Regions from separate parts of the Homo sapiens genome. Here region 2 is linked to region 1. A link is an interaction called in ENCODE POLR2A ChIA-PET data of the cell type or tissue named here. Cell type or tissue: GM12878. All regions are shown on one strand. Each heading gives the region's core, and the rest is flanking DNA. Links, peaks and the distances in the headings are about the cores only.

Region 1 (9,982 bases), core at 1,156-9,155:
CATCACTTCCCCCCTGCCCACAGCTAGTCAGTCAAGGACTATAATGGCTACATCCTATTATAAATCCCGCTCATCTTTAACCCCTCCTCTCCATCCCAGCCGCCACCATGCAACTCTATCCCTCAGCATCTTTCACACTGACACTTTCAGCTGTCTCCTGCTCAGTCCCTACATCTTCAGACATAACACTCCTTCAGTCAACCTTCCTCTCTGCTGATAAGAGGGACTGCCCTAAAACGTAGGTCTAAGGTATTACCGTATTTCTCCAAATCTGTCAAGAGTTCTCCAATACCTAATAATACTACAGCCCAAACCCTCACCAAGCAAGTTCTTCCATGATCTGACTCTTTATTCTCTCTCTACTCTCATTTTTTTTTTACATACTACCACTCATCTCCTCCTTTCTCCCTGTGAAGCTTTGTATTAACTATATTTTTGTTTTTTCTGTATTCTTGATGCTCTACTATCTGAGATATCACTGACTAGGGAGAGATCGTCTTTCCCAGGGAAACCAATTCTTAGAGACAGCAAATGACTACCAATCAATCTATAGCCCTTCATTCATCAACCTTTTTTTTTTTTTTTTTTTTTTTTTTTGAGATAGAGTCTCACTGTGTCGCCAGGGCTGGAGTACAGTGGCGCAATCTCAGCTCACTGCAACCTCTGCCTCCTGGGTTCAAGCAATTCTCCTGCCTCAGCCTCCTGAGTAGATGAGATTACAGGCACCTGCCACCACACCCGGCTTTTTTTTCTTTTTTTTTGTACTTTTAGTAGAGACAGAGTTTCACTATGTTGGCTAGGCTGGTCTCAAACTCCTGAACTTGTGATCCACCCACCTCGGCCTCCCAAAGTGCTGGGATTACAGGCGTGAGCCACCGCATCTGGCCCATCAACCTTCTTTTATGGAACTCATACATCAAGCCACTATCTCCCTGTACTAATCACCCCCAGGTCCAGGTATCCCATAAGTCCCACAAACAGAGGCAGTCCCTACAGCCCAGGAATCTGCTGAAATTATTCAAACTAGCTAATCTCAATCCTGCTTTCCCCTGCCTCATTCGTTCCTTCCCATGGAAACCACAATGAAGGTGCTGGGCCATGCTTCTCCTCACTCTCTCTGCCTCCTGACTGATCCTGGTGCTTCCCCGTGTGGTCCTATTGGCATGCTTTGCCTCCTGTTTCTAGCAATCTCTGAGAATAAAAACGTCTTCCTTCATGACAGTCATTTCTGTGTTTGTGTGTCTTATCTGATTAAAACAAATCCTGAGTGCATTTTAAAACAAGTTCCAACTACAGAACAATTTTGAGTCCTGAGTTCACCATGTGGTTTCATGCCTGTGTATGTACAGCTGGTGAGCTGCATCCATCCTTCAAGAGCCACAGTGTCTAGATTGTCTTTCTCTAAAAAGCCTTTCCTAACCACCCTAATGCTGAGCCCATTCTCCTTGATCACTATATGTTGTACGTAGATCCTCACTGAATTCTTCATATTCCACTACAACCTAGTTACCTGTTTGCAATTCCATCTCCTCTCTGTCCTCCAAGGCTGGGCTGAGAGCTACAAGAAAGAGACCAAGCCATACTCATGTTTATTGTGAGCACTTTACCTAGTACACAACAAGCACTCAATGAATTCTTCAATTAGTTTAAGTGTCCATTGCTAATGCCAGTATTGAGTTAGTACTTAATGATCAGCCTTGCTGCTTTGAAATAGAGATTCTCAATTAAGAATTTCTCAGCTGAAAGAAAAAAATGTTAATCAGTAATAACCTTAGATGCTGCTTACTCACAGTCCTTTAAAAAATATATACATAGACAGACAACATCTTAATGGTGGCTTAGCTAGTAAAATATATTCACTTTGGAACATATTTTCTTTTTTCTTTCTTCTTTTTTTTTTTTGAAATGTAGTTTTACTCCATTGCTGCCCAGGCTGGAGTGCAGTGGCACAATCTTGGCTCACTGCAACCTCCACCTCCTGAATTCAACCAATTCTCCTGTCTCAGTCTCCAAAGTAGCTGGGACTACAGGCACCTGCTACCACACCTGGCTAATTTTTGTATTTTTAGTAGAGACAGGGTTTCACCTTTTTGGTCAGGCTGGTCTCAAACTCCTGACCTCAGGTGATCCATCTGCCTTGGCCTCCCAAAGTGCTGGGATTACAGGTGTGAGCCACCATGCCAGGGCTGGAATGTATTTTCATATGTATATTTGACTAAGGGTATGTGATACAATTTTGGAATTTGCAATACAATACCTGCAACAAACAGAGAAGACAATCTGACTCTGAACTGAGAACTTATGCTAATATCCTTTTTTTCCCTATTTATGACTCCTTTACCACTCACCCCAGTTAGGAAATGATGGGAAAGTGCAGATCTAAACAAACTAATCTTTCTTCATTCTCAAGAACGTCAGTTTAGTATTTAAATCCTAAATTGTTAGAATTCTAGTAAATACATAAAGAAAAGAATATGTACCTAACTCATTTTTAAAAGTACTCTAATACTTTTAGTATTGATAAATGAACACACTTTACTTTTTAGTGCGAGTCATAAACTTCTCCATTTTACATTAAGAGAAATCTTATTTAGAACATTCAATATTGCTTTCAAGAAGTGATGAGATTTTATAATTTATTCTATTTTGTTTAAACATAGGGATAGAAATGCATGTACTAATTCTTTAGTCCACACCGAAGGTGCTAGGTTGGGTTTACTTACTCAAAACAAAATAATTCTGGCCCTTCAAAAGCTACACAGGAAAATTGCTTCAGGTTTCATTTGTTTACTTAGAGTTGCCTCTTGGAAATGCCTCAAAATGATGCAGCAGTGTTCCAATTTTCCTAAACTCTTCAGATAATTGCCAGCGTCAATAAAAGCAAAAACAGCTTGCAGTGCACACCTCCGTAGGTGGAATTCTAAACCTGAGCAGCTCAGCTGCCACACATGAATGGATGCTCTCAACACTAAGCCTCCCACAGGGGACGGCTGAAGTTGCAGTTTAAAAGTGTTTGCAGAAATAGGAATGAGTCTCTCTCTGAGCCCTAAGGATGGCATGGTGAATTATCAGTGTGTCTTGTCCACATGAAAGATATGCACACTAATTCATGTTTAATTAAGTTTAGACCAAAGCTGACATCTTATATGTTTTAAGTTCAGCCTAAAGGTTTCTCTGTATGTAGTGAACTGTGACCCAACTTAATGTGTAAACAGACTGGAACCTACTTTTCTAACAAGTAGCCAAGGCTCAGCCAATCACAGCAGCCAAACTTCAGTCAACCACAGGGGGTCAACAGTTAGAAGCAGATTCAAACAAGGCAAACACTCAGCTGTAACCTATCCAGCTGTTTCCCTCACTTCCCTTTTCTCTCTCTAGTCACTTTCCTTTTTCTGTCCATAAATGTTATCGACCATGTGGCCACTCTGGAGTTCTACCAAACCTATACTGGTTCAGGGGCTGTCCAATTTGAGAATCATTCTTTGCTCAATTGAATTGTTAAATTTAATTTGTTTAAAGTTTTCAACACGCATTCGTCTTGATTAAAGCCAGAGGGTCTGGTCGTGCATCTGGAAAGAGACTGGAGATTATAAGGATGCAGAGCCACATAATTCAGTCCACAACGGGGGCTCTGGTTTTCAACTGCCTAGATTTGAGTTTTGGCTCTAAAGTTCCTAGCTCTGTGATCTCTGCCAAGTTGCTAACCACTCTAAGCCTCAGTTTCTCATGTGTAAACTAGGTAATAATACCTAATATTAGTAATAATACCTACAACTAATACCTAAGTCACGGGATTACTATAAGGCTTAAAGAAGTAACGTACAGCACAGGCCATGTTGCCTGACACAAGGAAAAGTGTCGAGTTCTGTCACTTTCAAGAAGAGGGAATAGGATAATTGATATCTCCCTATGAACTACCACCCAGACTAAGTCTGAGCTGGAGGACTGGACAGGGGAGGCTTCATTACCAAGACTGTTGTTTCCACCTTCTCACGCTACTTCAAGTTTGAAGCACAAGCCCATTCTTGGATTAGTAAATTGAGAACTGTTGCTACTTTCTTAGCATTTCATGTCCCCTTCCACCCCACTTTTCTTTTTATAAAACTGAAGACAGTGGCTGGGAGCGGTGGCTCACGCCTGTAATCCCAGCACTTTGGGAGGCTGAGGTGGGCGGATCATGAGGTCAGGAGATCCAGAGCATCCTGGCTAACACGACGAAACCCTATCTCTACTAAAAATACAAAAAATTAGCCAGGCGTGGTGGTGGGCGCCTGTAGTCCCAGCCACTCCGGAGGCTGAGGCAGGAGAATGGCATGAACCCAGAGGCGGAGCTGGCAGTGAGCTGAGATCGCGCCACTGCACTCCAGCCTGGGCGACAGAGCGAGACTCTGTCTCAAAAAAACAAAACAAAACTGAAGAGAGTGGTCTTTAAGAATACTGATTGAGAGGGTTAAGAAATACGTCACTCTTGTACAAAATACCTTAAGCGTCTGTATTAGTCTGTTCTCACTGTGCTAATAAAAACATACCCGACATTGGGTGATTTATACAGGAAAGGGGTTTAATTAATTCACAGTTCCACGTGGCTGGGGAGGCCTCATAATCATGGCAGCAGGCAAGAGAGAAAATGAGAACCAAGTGAAAGGGGAAACCCTTTATAAAAACATCAGATCTTGTGAGACTTAATCACTACCAGGAGAACAGTATGGGGGAAACCGCCCCCATGATTCAGTTATCTCCCACGGGGTCTGTCCCACAACACGTGGGAATTATGGGAGCTATAATTCAAGATGAGATTTAGGTGGGGATACAGCCAAACCATATCACCATCCAATTCTACCAATGTTGTACTTTTCAGAGAATCCAGGGTCAGTGTTTTGCCTGAGCAGAGTTAACCCAAAGAAATCAGGATTGAGAGACAAGGAGCGTGAGACTGAGTTCTGATTGACATCATTTAAGCCCCTATTTCTAGCCAAACCTAAAAGCTAGACTTAGTCCTGTAATTTTTCAGTTACATGAGCCAATATATCTCTTAGGAGGTATTCTGTCACTTGCAACCAAAAATTCCCCTAAGCCATTGAATGCCAGACTATTGTAACAACAACAAAACCACCAATAACAACAAAATGTTCACTTGCTAACATCCACCAGCCTAATACACTTTTACTACTTTTCTCACTACCACTAATTTTGACAGCATTCTTTGCATATTTTTTTCTGATTTCTGCCTCTCTCTCAGTATACCCCTGCTACCTTCTCTGCTCTCTCTTCCTCCCTGTCATTTGCCCTAACCAGCCTCTCTTAGTTGAGAAAATACCAACTACAGGTTGAAGATCCCATAGTCAAAATGCTTGGACCCAGAATTATTTTGAATTTCAGATTTTTTAGATTTTGAAATATTTTCATGTACACAGTAAGATATCTTAGGGATGAGACCCAAGTCTAAATATGAAATTCACTTATGTGTCATATACACCTTATACACATAGCCTGGAGGTAATTTTATATCATATTTTTAATAATTTCGTGCATGAAAGTTTTGTGTTTTGACTGTGATCCATCCCATGAGGCCAGGTATAAAATTTTCCACTTGTGGCATCATGTTGGTACTCAAAAAGTTTTGGATTTTGGAGAACTTTGAATTTCAGATTAGGGATGCTCGACTCATACCTGTCTATAAAGGACCGCCCAGATACCCCAGAAAAGTGACATCCACCTGACACTGTAACCTGCAGTATCCTTCAACATCTGGCTCCCATCTGCATTTGTGGCCTCACTACCTATTACCCTATCCCTTACACTAGCCTAGCTAAGCCCAGGCAGCCTCCAGAGACAGAGATCTGAGAGTTAATCACTCATGGGTTAAAGCCACAAAACTGGTTGGTGTAGTTTCTTATGTGACCATAGATAAGTGAAACATTAGCCTCAAGGATGTAATCTCCTGAGATGAGATACTCTTCACCTAGAGATAAGTACCACCTACCAAGCTGCTAGGCAGCACTGAATATTTGAATGCTTACCATAAAACCCTCCCCAAGTAGCAGAGCCCATCTTTGGTGTTAGCAATCACCAGGAAAAATAAACTAAACTCTGAGCCCAAAGATGGTATTTCTGCTACTAAGACCATGTGGAGGGTTCAGCTGCTGAGCTTCAATTTCCGATCTCATAAAATGGGGCCTGTTATAAAGAAGGCATGGCACAAAACATGAGCATGGTCTCTAATGCTAATATCATCAAGGAGTCTAATGTGGTTATGTGACACCTTGTTTGGGGGGATAACTTAGACTACAGCCAATTCTTCTCTTTAGACACTATTTGTTACTATAAAGAAAAAGGAAAGAAAAATTTTAAAAATTCATTAACAGAGTAACTCTGCATTAATCACAGGACTAATCTGTAAAAACTACCTCAGATATTCAAAAAATTAATAGACATGAATTCAGTCATTTTAACAACTGACCAGCTATTTAACAAATGATCCAGCTTGGAAGACTGGAGACAGACGAATCTCCATTTTTTAATCTATGAGGGGCAAGTCATATATCACCTTTGATTTTGCCTTTACAAAAATGTTAACACAAATAGTGGCATATAAAATACTGAAAGAAACCCGCACTAAAATAAAGATTTCAGGATTTACTGTAGTTTCCTGGGCTTGTTCTTATTAATCTTTTTAATAATATGCATTCATGTAGCTGCAGCTGGAAACCACAGTACCATTTTATTACTTAGAATTTCTTCATTTCTTTAAAGTGATTTCCACATTTTTGTTGAATAATGTATAGTAACATTGCGGGGGCGGGGGGGGGGCTTTTAAAAAAAATCCTCCAAAGGATTTTTTTAAAATCTTTAAAAATATCTCCCAAAGTGCAATTTCCATAGGTTTATGGTCCTTTCCTAGAAACATTAATATTCAAGTTAAGGCCTTCCCCAACCACCCTACCTAAAGTGGGAACCTGCCTGTAATTTTCTTAGTACAGAATTTCATCACAGTTCGTGATTATTTTCATAGTGTGTTCTCCTCACCTGTCTGGCAGATAAGCACCCAGTCATCAAGAGTTACCTACAACTATCTGAGTTTATATATGTAGTCTCATTGAATCCTGACAATCATGTTAAGATAGCTCTTTATATGCCATTAGTCAGAGTGGTAAATTGAGATTTAAGGAACAGGAAGAAATTTCCTAACGTCACACAGCCAATAATGGCAGTCTGGACTTTAGTTCCTAAGCCCTGTGTCAGAACCACAGAATTGCCTTAATAATGCATCTAATAATTTGGCAAAATCCTCTAGTCATAGCTAAGGGATCATAATAAATAGAAAACTTCAACACACTTGTAATGTGACAAATTGTTAGATTTAATATGCTAGTGGACTATTCATTTTAATACAGGTACTTTTTGTTAATTGATTCTTAGGAGCATTTCAGCCCCATGGTGAATTTAATAAAAGTGCTACTTCTGTCAAAGGAAGAAGCAAGGTCAAATCTCTGACTTCAGACTGAAGAGTGGCAGGAAACCAGAGCCCAGTTTTAGTTCTACTTCCTGCTGTGGTCCTGACCAGCTTTCAGAACTCTGCACACATTGTACCACCTCCCTACTTTAGCTTTATTATCATCTACAGGGCCCCATGGCATAATCCACCTTTACTCCTCCAAAATTTCCCTAAAATAGTTTTAAAGTAGGCTTTATCTATAAAACTTTTTATGACTATAACTCTCCCTACTAATAATAAACTACCAAATAACCAAGTCTGGTTAACATAAATATCTAAAGACTGAAATTATTTTCCTGATTTTGAAAGATTCACTACTCCAAATTTATGTGGGATATATAGATTAATAAATACATACACACGTTTATATGTATGCATGCACAAATATATACATATACATACATGCACACCTGTTCATACAATCCACAAATATCTAGGGTATATTTTAAAGGTTTTTGAAGGCTACAAAGTACAAAACCATAACTGAGCATCACAGTTTTAATGAATCCATCGGCTTTTGAATCATTGCTAGTTCCAGAAATAGCCTAGAAGGGAGAAAAATATCTTTTGTGGAAAAGCAGGACACTTGGTAACAACCAATAGTCCTGTCCAAAAAAGTTGAAAAGTAAGGGGATATTTCTGATACCTGTGAGCATCCCTAGCATCAAGTTGGGGTCAGGCAAATAATAGAATCTTAAAAAAAAAAAAATTCTAAATTAGCCAGGTGCAGTGGGGCGTACCTGGTCCCAGCTACTGGAGAGGCCACCTGGGGAGGATCATTTGAGCCAAGGAGATTGAGGCTGCAATTCAGCCATGTTTGCGCCACTGCACTCCAGCCTGGGTGACAGAGTTTGAGACACTGTCTTAACAACAACAACAAAAATTCTTTTCCTGCCTCCTCCAATGTCCTTTCCATACATGTAAACCATTACCACACAAGTGCCTTATTGTAAAGCACATACGCATTTGTGATATAGTTAGTTTGCTGTGGCTGCAAAGCATATAACTATTATCTCTTCAGGAAGAAGTCTGGGTCTCTCCTGCAGGCAATTATTTCCAGTATCACTGGGAAAAGCTATGTTCTCCAGCAGAAAATCTGAATGGTGAGGGCAAACTTCAAGTAGAGAGACTGTTCATCCTCTCATGAGGGACTGAAATAGCCCAGCATGGACTCTGAAGGAAGAATGGGTCTGGGTAGTGCAATACAGCTGTACTTCAAAAATCAAATTAAGCAGCTCTCCAACTTTCTAGTCTCAGGACCCCTTAATGCTATTAAAAATTATTAAAAACACATAGAGATTTTGTTTATGTGGGTTATAGCTATTGCTAGTTATCTTATTAAAAAGTAAAACTGAGAAATTTTAAATAAATGCATTAATTTTAAAATAATTATAAATCAATTAATGTGTTAACTTAAACAACATATTTATGGGAAAAAAGCACTATATTTTCCAAACCTAAATAAGTGAGAAGAATAGCATTGTTTTGTAGTTCTGCAAACTTCTTTACTATCTGGCCTCACAGAAGACATCTGGAGTCTGGTATCTGCTTCTTCATCTGAGCTGTTAAAAAAATCATCTGTCATTGTAGCCTCTGGAAAGCTCCAATGTATACATATGGGATATGAGAGTGAAAAAAGAAATAATGTTTACTATTATTAAGAAAATTGTTTTGAACTCATGGACTACTTGGTAGGGTCTTGGGGATCTTGAATCCTGGACCATACCTTGAAAGACTACACTCTACTTTCTGTCTTTTTTTTTTCCCTTTCATCTCCATCCTTTCACTAAGCCATTTGGAACATTTTAGCCTTGTATCAGCTTTGCTATAGAGGATGAAGAGTCCTCTCTCTATATATACATGTGCCAGAAAGTTAATGAAAGTACAACATCCCCCACACATTGAATCCCAATGTGGTGGTTGCCTCAGGACCCAAAGGGTCTTCCCCATACCTCTCCAAAGATAGTTAGTCTCAGATAGAAAGCTATGACCTTTCGGTCAAATCTCTTCTCCTCATCAGAAATTGCATGCATAGGAGTGCAGGGGAATTAAATAGGCATGATGAATGCATGATTATACAGGCAGAGACCACTACTAACTGGTGTCATCAGATAAAAGATTACTTCTCTTTTTCATGATGGCTGAAAAATGATGAGGTACTAAGAAGAATGGAAAGTCAAAATATAAAAGAGAAAAAATGGAACAGTAACAACCAGAGGAAGTTGCCATCAGAATCCACAAGCAGGACAGCAAACAGCAGGGATGTTACTAGAAACACACTAGAACCTAGAGACAAAAGAAAAAGCAGTTCCCTGGCTTGGGGGAGAGCATGAGAGACGCTTGGAAAAAGGGACACCTGGGTTGAACCCCAGTTTCTCACAAGCTCTTCCAGGCTTCATGGTACCACACTAACTACTAACCACTGTACATACTATAGGGTTAAAAAATAGGTTAATAATAGAGGAAACTGGTGGAGGGGGACACATG
Region 2 (9,982 bases), core at 1,069-9,068, 110 kb before region 1:
CAAATTGTGAACACCAAGAGAAACAAAATAATAAATAAATGACCATTAACAAGTTAAAGATTAATTTTGGAATTCTGGTTTGAAAGCGGTATTTTTCAGGTAGAGATCTCCTGTATATTTTTGGAAATGTACCTACTATATAGTTTATTCCATGAAAATGTGCATTAAAATACTTAAACTTTGTTTTACCAAATGCATCGTGATAAAAATGAAAGCATATTTGCTTTCAGACACTGGATCACGTATGTCCACCTCCTGGTAGGCAACATGCCTACCCCCGCCCTTTACCTTCAGTGCTTAGGTCTGGCTTATTCCAGGTGGGTAAAGAGAAGCGGCCAGACTTCCTGCGAGGACTGGTGTTCACCTTTCTCCAGGCACCACTCTCTCCTTTCTTCTTGTTACAAGTGTTATAACTGGAAACTATGGATAAAGGGAAACTTCCTCCTTTGAAATCAGCTGTATGCTGGTCTAGCTCTGAAACAACACAAATCACAGCAGGGATAATGCAGTTTCACTGATTAAAGCAAAATACATTTCCGTTTCTCAAAGATACGGACTGTTCAAAATAATGCATTTATTTAGTATCCAAGCTGGGGTTTTGTGAACCAGCACCAACTTTACTTGGAGGTCTAGAATTCAAACATTAACCAGTAATTAAAATCACAGTTCTGGAACACTGCTATAAGATGTATATTTTTCTAATTACAAAGAAAGAAAGCTCTCTAAAAACAGCTTTTAAAAGGTATTTCACAAGGGTGTGAATTTCCTCTCCTCTCTGCAGAAACCCACATACCTGCTCTGGGGAGGGGACAGCCATGCAGTACAGCTTTATTTAGCAAGATGCTGAGAGCAGCTTTGACCACAGCCTGCTGTCCTTGGCTAGGGTGTCTTTTAGCAGTTGTCTGCCCAAAGCCAGGTTGTCTTTTCACAGAGGCTCTTGACAATATTGCTTCTTGAACTCTGGGTGCGATGACGCCATTCCACAGCTTAGACATCCACCTAGCAGGAGAGGGACCGATTCATCCCTTAGGAGCAGGCTTCTCAATAATTATACACAATTCCGTGAAAGGACAGTTTGAAGACTATGGGGAAAAAACGTTAAGTGTTTCTATAGATATGCTACCTTTCCCAGGTAGTTTTCAAAGAAGTGAAATTACCCAATACAAAAGTGTTTGAATCTGCCTCAAAAATACACTGTATTTCAAATGAAACTGATTGTTTACATGTCTCTCTCAATGTAGAATCAATGCTTGAGTGCTGAGTGAATAAATGCATGAATAAACACATTGAAAGGAAGGTAAATTTAAAGACTGAAAAAATCTGGAAAAAAGATTTCCTAAAAGTCCATGTCTAAATAGCTTCAACTTCTTTGTTACATCTCCTTAATAAGGTGCACATACATTGTATTGTAATATTTCTGAAATTGGGATACTTTTTTTTTCTTTTTTTGAGACAGTCTCGCTCTGTCACCCAGGCTGGAGTGCCAAGGCGCAATCTCGGCTCACTGCAACCTCTGCCTCTTGGGTTCAAGTGATTCTCGTGCCTCTGCCTTCCAAGTAGCTGGGATTACAGGCGTGTGGCAACAGGCCTGGCTGATTTTTGTACTTTTAGTAGAGATGGGGTTTTCATCATGTTGGCCAGGCTGGTCTCGAACTCCTGACCTCAAGGGATCTGCCTGCCTTGTCCTCCCAAAGTGCTGGGATTGCAGGCATGAGCCACCGCACCCAGCCTGGGATGTATAATCACCGGCAAATTAAATCTGCCTGTCCCAAGGCAAGGGTGCGTGTGGGTGGGCTCAGTTCTATAGGGAGGATGGGGGTCAATCAGCTATCACCTCAGGTGGACTGTTTGCATTAATAGCCATAAACAGTGGGACTGCAGCCCAAATTTGCAGCACTCAATGCCAATTAAAATTCCATCAAAAAAAGATTATGCTTTGTTGCAGTATTAAAAAACACTTATATGATTAAAGGCTATAGAAACAAAACCACATCTCCCAGGTTAGGAATGTTTTCAAAGCTTAGACATTGCATAAAACTTTCAAGAATTGTCAAAAACTATGATCCATCTATTTTAAGTTTCTCTCTTAATGTCTAGTGCTACACAATCGGGGGAAAAATAAAAGTACGAATGGGAACACAGACAAAATTCTGGTATTCTACAGCATGAATCGAAATTATGCAGTTATTCCTAAAAGTGCTGAAGTATAAATATGATAAGCTGTGGTCGGAAAAAAAAAATCAACTCCTTAACTTAGCCATTGGTAGACAATTCTCTGCAGCATTTCTGCACATCTGGTGTCAGGTTTTGTTCTAAACTATCTTTTCAGTCTTGGAAGACAGAGATAAATGTCTCCTTCAGGATCAGAGGGCAGAATTGTTTCCTGATCAGGATAATAAAAACAACATCTTCCAGGGCCAAGGGTCGACAGAGTTGCAGCATCCCTCTTTAGAAACCTTGGAGGGATGGGAAGGGGGGAGTTCCACAGCTGTTGAGGCAAATCCAGCAACCACATGGGCTACTATGTATCACCCTGTGGGGCTTCAGGGATAAAGGGAATCTATGTAAAAGTGAAGCTCAGGCTGCCTGCCTGCTGTGTTGTGGGTGATGAAGTGCTGTGTCCCTAACTCAGCATCCTGAACCATGGCAGGCTAACTTGGTAGCTTGCAAATAGGGTAAAAATCTTGGGACCTCCATAATTCTTGACAAAGACTATATTCCATATAGGAGAGGTCAAAAATGATTCCTAAGAATCTTGAGACTCTGGATGTAAAAAAGACTTTAATTTAACTGACATAATAATGAAGAAAGTGGTAATTATATCAATAAGTGTATTTATTTTGTAGCAAAATTCTAAATATATATTTAATATAGTACTTCTTTCCCACCAATTAGCTGTTATAAAAATGGTGGTTTGTCTTACAATAGAGAAAATATACATATACTTTTTAGAGACAGGGTCTTGCTCTAATACTCAGGCTGGAGTTCGGTGGCTTAATCAAAGCTCACTGCAGTCTTGACCTCCTGGGCTCAATTGATCCTCCTGCCTCAGCCTCCCAACTCAATAGCTGGGACTACAGGTACATGCCACTATGCCTGGCTAATTTTTTTTTTTAAATAGAGATGGGGTCTCACTACGTTGCCTGGGCTGACCTTTAACTCCTGGCCTCAAGTGATCCTCCCCTCTCAACTTCCCAATGATGGGATTATAGGCATGAACCACTACATCCAGCTAAGAAGATATTATTTCTATCCCCTGCTTTCCAAAATAGACTTCTGCCCATGGCACCAGAAACTATAGAATCAAATCTGCTTGCTGGTCACAGAACCATTACTAAACTGGATGGTAACAAATTTTTTCTCATTTCAACTTTCTCCTGATTTTCTATTTCATTAACCTTATTGTATATATGTCTGTTCTCATAAGATGCTTCAAAGGAAAACAGTAAGTACTGAACATATGTCTCAATAAAGGGAAAGCTTTTCAATTCATTAACAGAATGCAGGTTTTTTGGAGGGTGTGCATACAATACTTGATGAAACTTCTTATGTGGTACCTCACTCAGGAGACTCTGCATAGCAAGCCAAACATAACTTGGATGAGAATTTTCTAATAGAGGAAAAACCTAGCTCTCAGCAAAAATGCAGCTGCCCTAGGAAGCACACAGTAGGCAAGCTGTGGCCATCCTCTGAAAGAGCAGAGAGCACTGGCACTCCGTGTCAGTGACAGGAGGTGGCACAAGGCAGCCTGGTCAGCATTCTCACCCTCAAACATCTGAATTGGCCACGTCTCTATCATAAGCAGAAAGATAAGGAAAAATGGCACTTACTTCACTGTCACTTGGGCATGCCCAGGAACTACAGGACAAGACAGGAAATATTTTGGTCCAAGAAGTGCTTCAGGTGTGCCCAAGCGGGCCAGGCAGGAGTTAAGCTGACGCCAGACGGACAGAGCCCAGTCGACAATCTTGCACACAGGATCGCAGGGGGAGGGCGCCTGACCTTTGAACTAGAGAGACAGGGAGGTGGAACCCAGGGGCTTGGTTTAGAACATTTTGTTTTTAGAAGCCCAAAATTAAAAATATAAAACTTTAAATCAAAATTGAAAAGTAGCTGAATCTTATTTAACTTTACTTGGGATGGCTGAAGGAGGGATAATAACACATACTATAGTTGTGCAAACGTGTTAGTGTGATAAGCATTTTTCTCCTTTAATTCTCACCATGAGCCTGAGTTAGGCATTTTTACCCCATTTTACATATCAGGAGCCTGAGGCAGGAAGAAAAAATAACTCGCCCAAGGTCCCACAGGTAATAGTGGCAAAGCCAGGGCTAGAGTCTATTTATATTTTTTATTAAGGTATAATTGACAAAAATTATATATATTTGTGGTATATATCATGATGTTTTGATGTATACATTGTGAAATTATTAAATTAAGCTGACTAACATATCCATCCCTTTACATACTTATTTTTATTTAAGATCTACTCTCAGCAATCTGCAAGTATACATTAACTACATAGGGCTTATCTTTAATAGAAAAATAGGATACAGCATCTCGCTGAAATAATAAAGGAGTCATTTATCACATTTAAAAGGAATTCAGTAATCACTATTAAGCTAAAGAACTTCCTCTTCTTCCTCAGGCTTAACATTTCTGAAGCTCTCTGTTTAAGCCTCACTTTCTACCGTCAGCCAGGGCTGAAAGAACAGGCTTAGCTTTGTGGGCAGCTGACAGAGGGACAGGGATCTCCCCAGCTGCCTCATCAAGACCACATGTAGAGGAAGGGAGAAGGAGGGTAGAGCTCTCATTGTAACTCGGTCCCCAGGGAAACGTTACTTTTTCTGGGAGGACTGAATTATTCTCTTAATGACTGTCTAATAAACTGCTTCTAAAGCTCAGACTGTTAGACATCGTAACGGAATCACATTTCACAGTACCCAAAGGCAGAATGTAATCTGTCTTTCCTAAGGACCTGAACAAACAGGAAGGGTGTCCACCTCTCTCCAAAGTGCAGATGTTGTTTATATGAAATTTCTCCTTTTGCAAGTTGGCTGTATTATGGGAAAAGTGGTTATCGGACAGTACATTAAAAACTGGTGTTTCATTAAAAGGTCTATCCAATAAATAGACTTTCTAGTAACCACATGTTTTTATTTCCTTCCCCAGAGATACATTCCTTCAGTGTTAATGGATAATTTTGCATAGAGGTGTGTATGCCTACTATGTATTCTATGCCTATTTGTTATTGCTGCTAAGAAGAAAAAAATCCATGTAAGTTAGTGTACTCATGAAATACAGAGGAAACAAAAGAAAAGGTGTGAAAAGCTAATGAAGAGCAAGTGGTCAGTTCTGGTGCGGTTTGATGGAGTGGAGAAAGCCACCCACCAGGTACTGCAATTGCCTTCCTTTTTTTTTTCTTTTGAATTTTACCAGCTGGAAAAATGAGGAAATTGAGCCAGGCCCTTTATCTTTCAGATCCCTTCCAGACTGGCAGTCTTGAAGTACAGACAGACACAAGCTGCTATGGTAATTCAAAAGAAGAACTGACTAAATACAGCGTGGTCAAGAAAGACAAATAGATGAGGTGGGGACTTCAGCTGGGTCTCTCACAGGATGTCCAGGACATGGTATTGGTGAGGGGAGGTGGGAAGAGTGTCCCAAATATGGAAGAGGGAAGGAACTGTGGAGGAGCGGTCAAAATGGATGCTGATGTTTGCAAATAACAAAAGGGATGAATAAATGACAGGCTTCTACAAGTAAACAGTCTATGTAACTGTTACTAATTCAAGGTGCTGGATCTGATCCCCCACCTAGTATGTCCCCTGAACGAATGACTTCAAGGCCACGTAGTTGTCCCTGAGTTTTCCACATGCCAACCTCCTCCTCCCTAGGCCTGAGATGTGTTGCAAGTGCTGCTCCTTCTGCCCAGACCCCCTGCTTCCCTATTCTCAGCAAACCCTTCTTCCTTGACATAACAAATTAGCATGACCTGCAAATCCTTCAATGTGACCACAGATAGAGAGGCCTCCACCCCAAATTCCTAAAATAAGTACTCTTCCCAACTTCCGCCCGAGTTTCTATAGTGGTACCTTACCTGTTTCTTTCACAGCACATATTAGCCACCTGTTTAATTAGCATGATTTGAGTGTTGTACCCATGAAGTCGGACAGAATCAGAACTGGGAACACAGAGTTTAATCTGATGTCATTTATCAGATTTGTAGCCCTGCCACTCAAGAAGAGACAAGGCTTAAATAGTTGAATCCAGTCCAGTGGTGAAATAGCATGGGTAAAGGTTACAGATTCAAATACAAGCTGAGAACTAGGTAATGTGTAAACTGAATCTACTCCACTTGGAAGGCACGGACTCAGACGCTTGTACACAGTGACTATTAGTGGGACTCTACTGGTTTTTTTCTTGTTATTGAGGAAAGCCTAAGGCCAGATCACAAGTCCTCAACAAGCCTGGCTGATATACAGACTTGGCCAGCCAAGAAAATAACCCTAAATTTTCATGGAAAGAGAACCCAGGTTTCCTGAGATGGAAAAAATTCGGGGGGATGGGGACAGGGGGTATATTTTTATCTTCATTAATATTCAGAATTAAATATAATCAAACATTATTTTTTCGGTTAGGATGAGAGAATCATATATTGGGTATTTTTAAATACTTGAAATGTTTACAGGAATTTCATATATTAGAATAGCTTCATGTCCAGTTTAAAATGGTAACTGAGTTTAGGGTTGTGGTCTTAAGAAGGGGTAAGAGAATTTTATTAAGTTTATGTACATGGTACAAGGCTATTAAGAGATCATTTGAGCCACAATTTATAAATTTAATTTTCTGGTTTTACAAGAGTTAGTTAAGTACTTGGGAAGATTTGTCAGACAGCAGAAGTTCTTAAAAAGAGAAATAAAATATATTGAAGTTTTAAAGACCAAACTATTTAAAGAAATGTAATTAAGCTATGAGTCCCTTCAAAGGTGATTGTTAAATTTTGCTAGATTTATACACAGAAAGATAAAGCTTATACAATTAACTTAAAAGCCTGAGGGAAAGCCGGGCATTTGGATGTACAACTCTAACACACTGAACACGTTTTTTTAAAATAGCACTTGAATAATGCCTCCTGAATAAAAACTGTCCTCCAAGGTCCCAAATCCTACACAGATAGACAGTTTCTTTTTGAAGGCCTGTCTTTCCATGAGAACACTAGCTCTCTGAGGGTGAGAGGAACCCGGTCTTGTCTCACAGTCCCCAGGCCAGGGGCCAATGTTTACAGAATAACCAGCTAACACTGTTCTGATGCACTTATCACACTGTGTTTTGATGATCAGTTGCCATGGCTATAGGTCCTTTCAACCTTAGTACTGGAGCTTGGTGTGCCACAAAGTGAGGATTTGGAAAATGCTATGACTGACTGACGGGAAGAACAGGCTGAGAAGTTCTAAGTCTGGATGACTGATAACAAAAAAGGAAGTCGGCGGGGGAAGCCCGGAGTTAGGTTTGGGGACAGGACATGTTGAGTTTGTTACGTGTGCAGTGTCAGATGGACTGCATTATATAGATCTGTAGCTGATTACATGAACTTAACACAAAATAGAGGGGCACGCAGACAAAGGAGAAAGCTGGATCAATTTTTAAACATGAATTCTGGAAGAAAACATTACTTACATATATGTGTATATAGTCCCTCACCAGGTCTTACAGAACATAAGTGTTCAAAAAAGTTTTTTTAACTTAATAAGAATGACATTAAATATTTCATATTCTGGGTAAGTGACGAGATGCTGTATCTGGATTTGTAGTATGTTCACCTGGTATTAATGGTAATGAAAAACAATTTTATTTTCCTAAAAGTAAGGTCTCAGATAAAATGCTAACGTCACCAAAATGTACAGAGCTCTTTCAGCATACATTTTTCCAAAATTTAAAATGTGCACATTTTAAATAACACCATATAACACACATGACCTAAAGGGAGTAATTCTTTTTAGAATTATATTTTATTTATAAAAATCAAATCTTTTATGGAGGGTTCACACAAAAATAAATATTTATTTACTTTTAGGAGAAATATCCCTTGATTAGAAGTCAGGCACAGGGCTGGGCATGGTGGCTCACGCCTTTAATCCCAGCACTTTGGGAGGCCGAGGTGGGTGGATCATGAGGTCAGGAGATCGAGACCATCCTGGCTAACATGGTGAAACCCCGTCTCTACTGAAAATACAAAAAATTAGCTGGGCGTGGTGGCGGGCGCCTGTAGTTCCAGCTACTCAGGAGGCTGAGGCAGGAGAATGGTGTGAACCCAGGAGGCGGAGCTTGCAGTGAGCCGAGATCACGCCACTGCACTCCAGCCTGGGCGACAGAGCAAGACTCCGTCTCAAAAAAAAAAAAAAAAAAAAAAAGTCAGGCACAGAAACTAACTTTGTATTTTACAAGAAAGAAGATTCACATAAATCTTTGCTGTACCAAGTAATTATGATATTAAGACAGGGGACAATTGTGAACACTGGTATGTCCTACATGAAGGAAATAATTTGGCCAAGGAAAAACAAAAAAATGATTCTGTGATACCAGCAGCTCTATTAAATTGATATCACTGTACTATCTGAGGCTTTGGGATCTGTTACAATTTTCCTTCTCTTCAAAAGAGGAATGATCATTATATAACTCTTTTATATTTTTTAAGCTACAATTCTGAGATTATGTATTACATAATTAATGATAGTTTAGTATTTCCTACTAAAAAGGGTATAATTGTTTTTTATTAAATACTAGTAGAAAGCCTAGTATTGTCCTGAAAGGTCGATTTTCTTGTATCTCTCCAAGGAACTAGAAGAAGAAATTGTGATCAATTGCCAGTGTGCTTTAAGTGCCCACAAAGATTAGGTTCTGTGACATTACAAGATTTCTGATGTTTTGCAGGACTCATCCATTCCCTTGTACACACACCCCAGGGGCTGTTTTATTAACCTACTTGAAGTGCTTATTGGTATAGGAAAGGCATTTCCTTTTTTCCAGTTTCTATTATTTGCAGCACATCCCACTCTCAAACGCAATGGAAAAGAGAGTGAACCTGAAGCTTGGAACTTTCCTTTCAAAGTAAGTTAAAACAATTTTTATCAGAGAGCTAGCGGGAGAGGGGTATACTTTACCTGAAATAGTGCCAATCCTACATAATAAAACTGGTATCTTTTCTGATTATTTACATGAATTATCTTTGGCAATGAGATTTAAATATTGACAGTGATAGTTAATGCAAGTATCGGTAATTTGAAAAGCTACAGACCTATGACTGTCTTTACCTCACCATTCGTCCTTCTTGTTGAGATCATACAGTGGCTAGGCTTTGGCCAAAAGCATAATATTTATGACCAAGTAACTGATTTAAATATAACATGGGGTAGATTTCCCTCATTAAATTAGGAATTTCAGATATTAATTCTAATTACCAGTGGCAGACACTGTTCAATGAATTCCCAAAAGCCATTCTCACCCCACACTTCTCCCCGCCACCATCTCCCCTGCCCCAGCACAAATGCGTACACATACTCTAACACAATAGACACAGAAATTTGTTCAAGCACTTGGTGGAGAGCTTCAATCTTGGAAAAGCAGGTTTGGCCATGGTCTGGGATGAAACCAGTTTTAGTTAATGAAACATTAAAGAGAAGTCTTATGTTTCTGGAAAAGTGCTTTCCTCCCTGATAAGGAAGAGACTGAGGAAGCCGAAGCTCTCTATCCTTCGCTGCAGCCCGCTTTCTGCCCTTGAACATGTTTTCACAAGGGCACAGTGTCTGCAGCCTTGTGGGCACACTGCAGTCTTGACGGGAGGGTCAACAGACTCCCCTGGACCTGGGACCTGAGACGTTGGACACCTACCACAAGATATCTGGTTATGTGAGGGGGAAAATCCTCTTTCTGTGAAGCAGCTAGCAGTTGGGGTGTTATTAGCAGCTTAAAATCCTGCAAT

What was found. Peaks named below come from ENCODE experiments on the same cell type or tissue, not always from the same donor. Only the 100,000 strongest peaks of a DNase experiment are listed, where the experiment ranks them.
Region 2: POLR2A ChIA-PET joins it to region 1 with 6 read pairs; 3 of 35 experiments call an interaction of 5 or more read pairs at or near these places.

What each region holds. Positions count from the first base shown.
Region 1 is chr7:117,832,168-117,842,149 of GRCh38, forward strand. The region is part of intron 2 of CTTNBP2 (cortactin binding protein 2); the gene reads right to left. Among named protein-coding and RNA genes, the nearest start is that of CTTNBP2, 36 kb to the right of the region's middle. In GM12878, for the core only: no CTCF peak of the experiment used is centred there; a DNase peak (open chromatin) is centred at 5,834.
Region 2 is chr7:117,724,259-117,734,240 of GRCh38, forward strand. CTTNBP2 (cortactin binding protein 2) reads right to left here. Exons shown (of 23, transcript NM_033427.3): 17 at 3,831-4,009; 18 at 794-999; 19 at 289-474. It overlaps LOC105375469 (a long non-coding RNA gene), which reads left to right. Exons shown (of 3, transcript XR_927902.3): 2 at 5,173-5,394; 3 at 5,482-5,767. Among named protein-coding and RNA genes, the nearest start is that of CFTR-AS2, 82 kb to the left of the region's middle. RefSeq lists a silencer at 8,279-8,496. In GM12878, for the core only: no CTCF peak of the experiment used is centred there; DNase peaks (open chromatin) are centred at 4,793 and 7,393; H3K27me3 peaks cover 165 bases.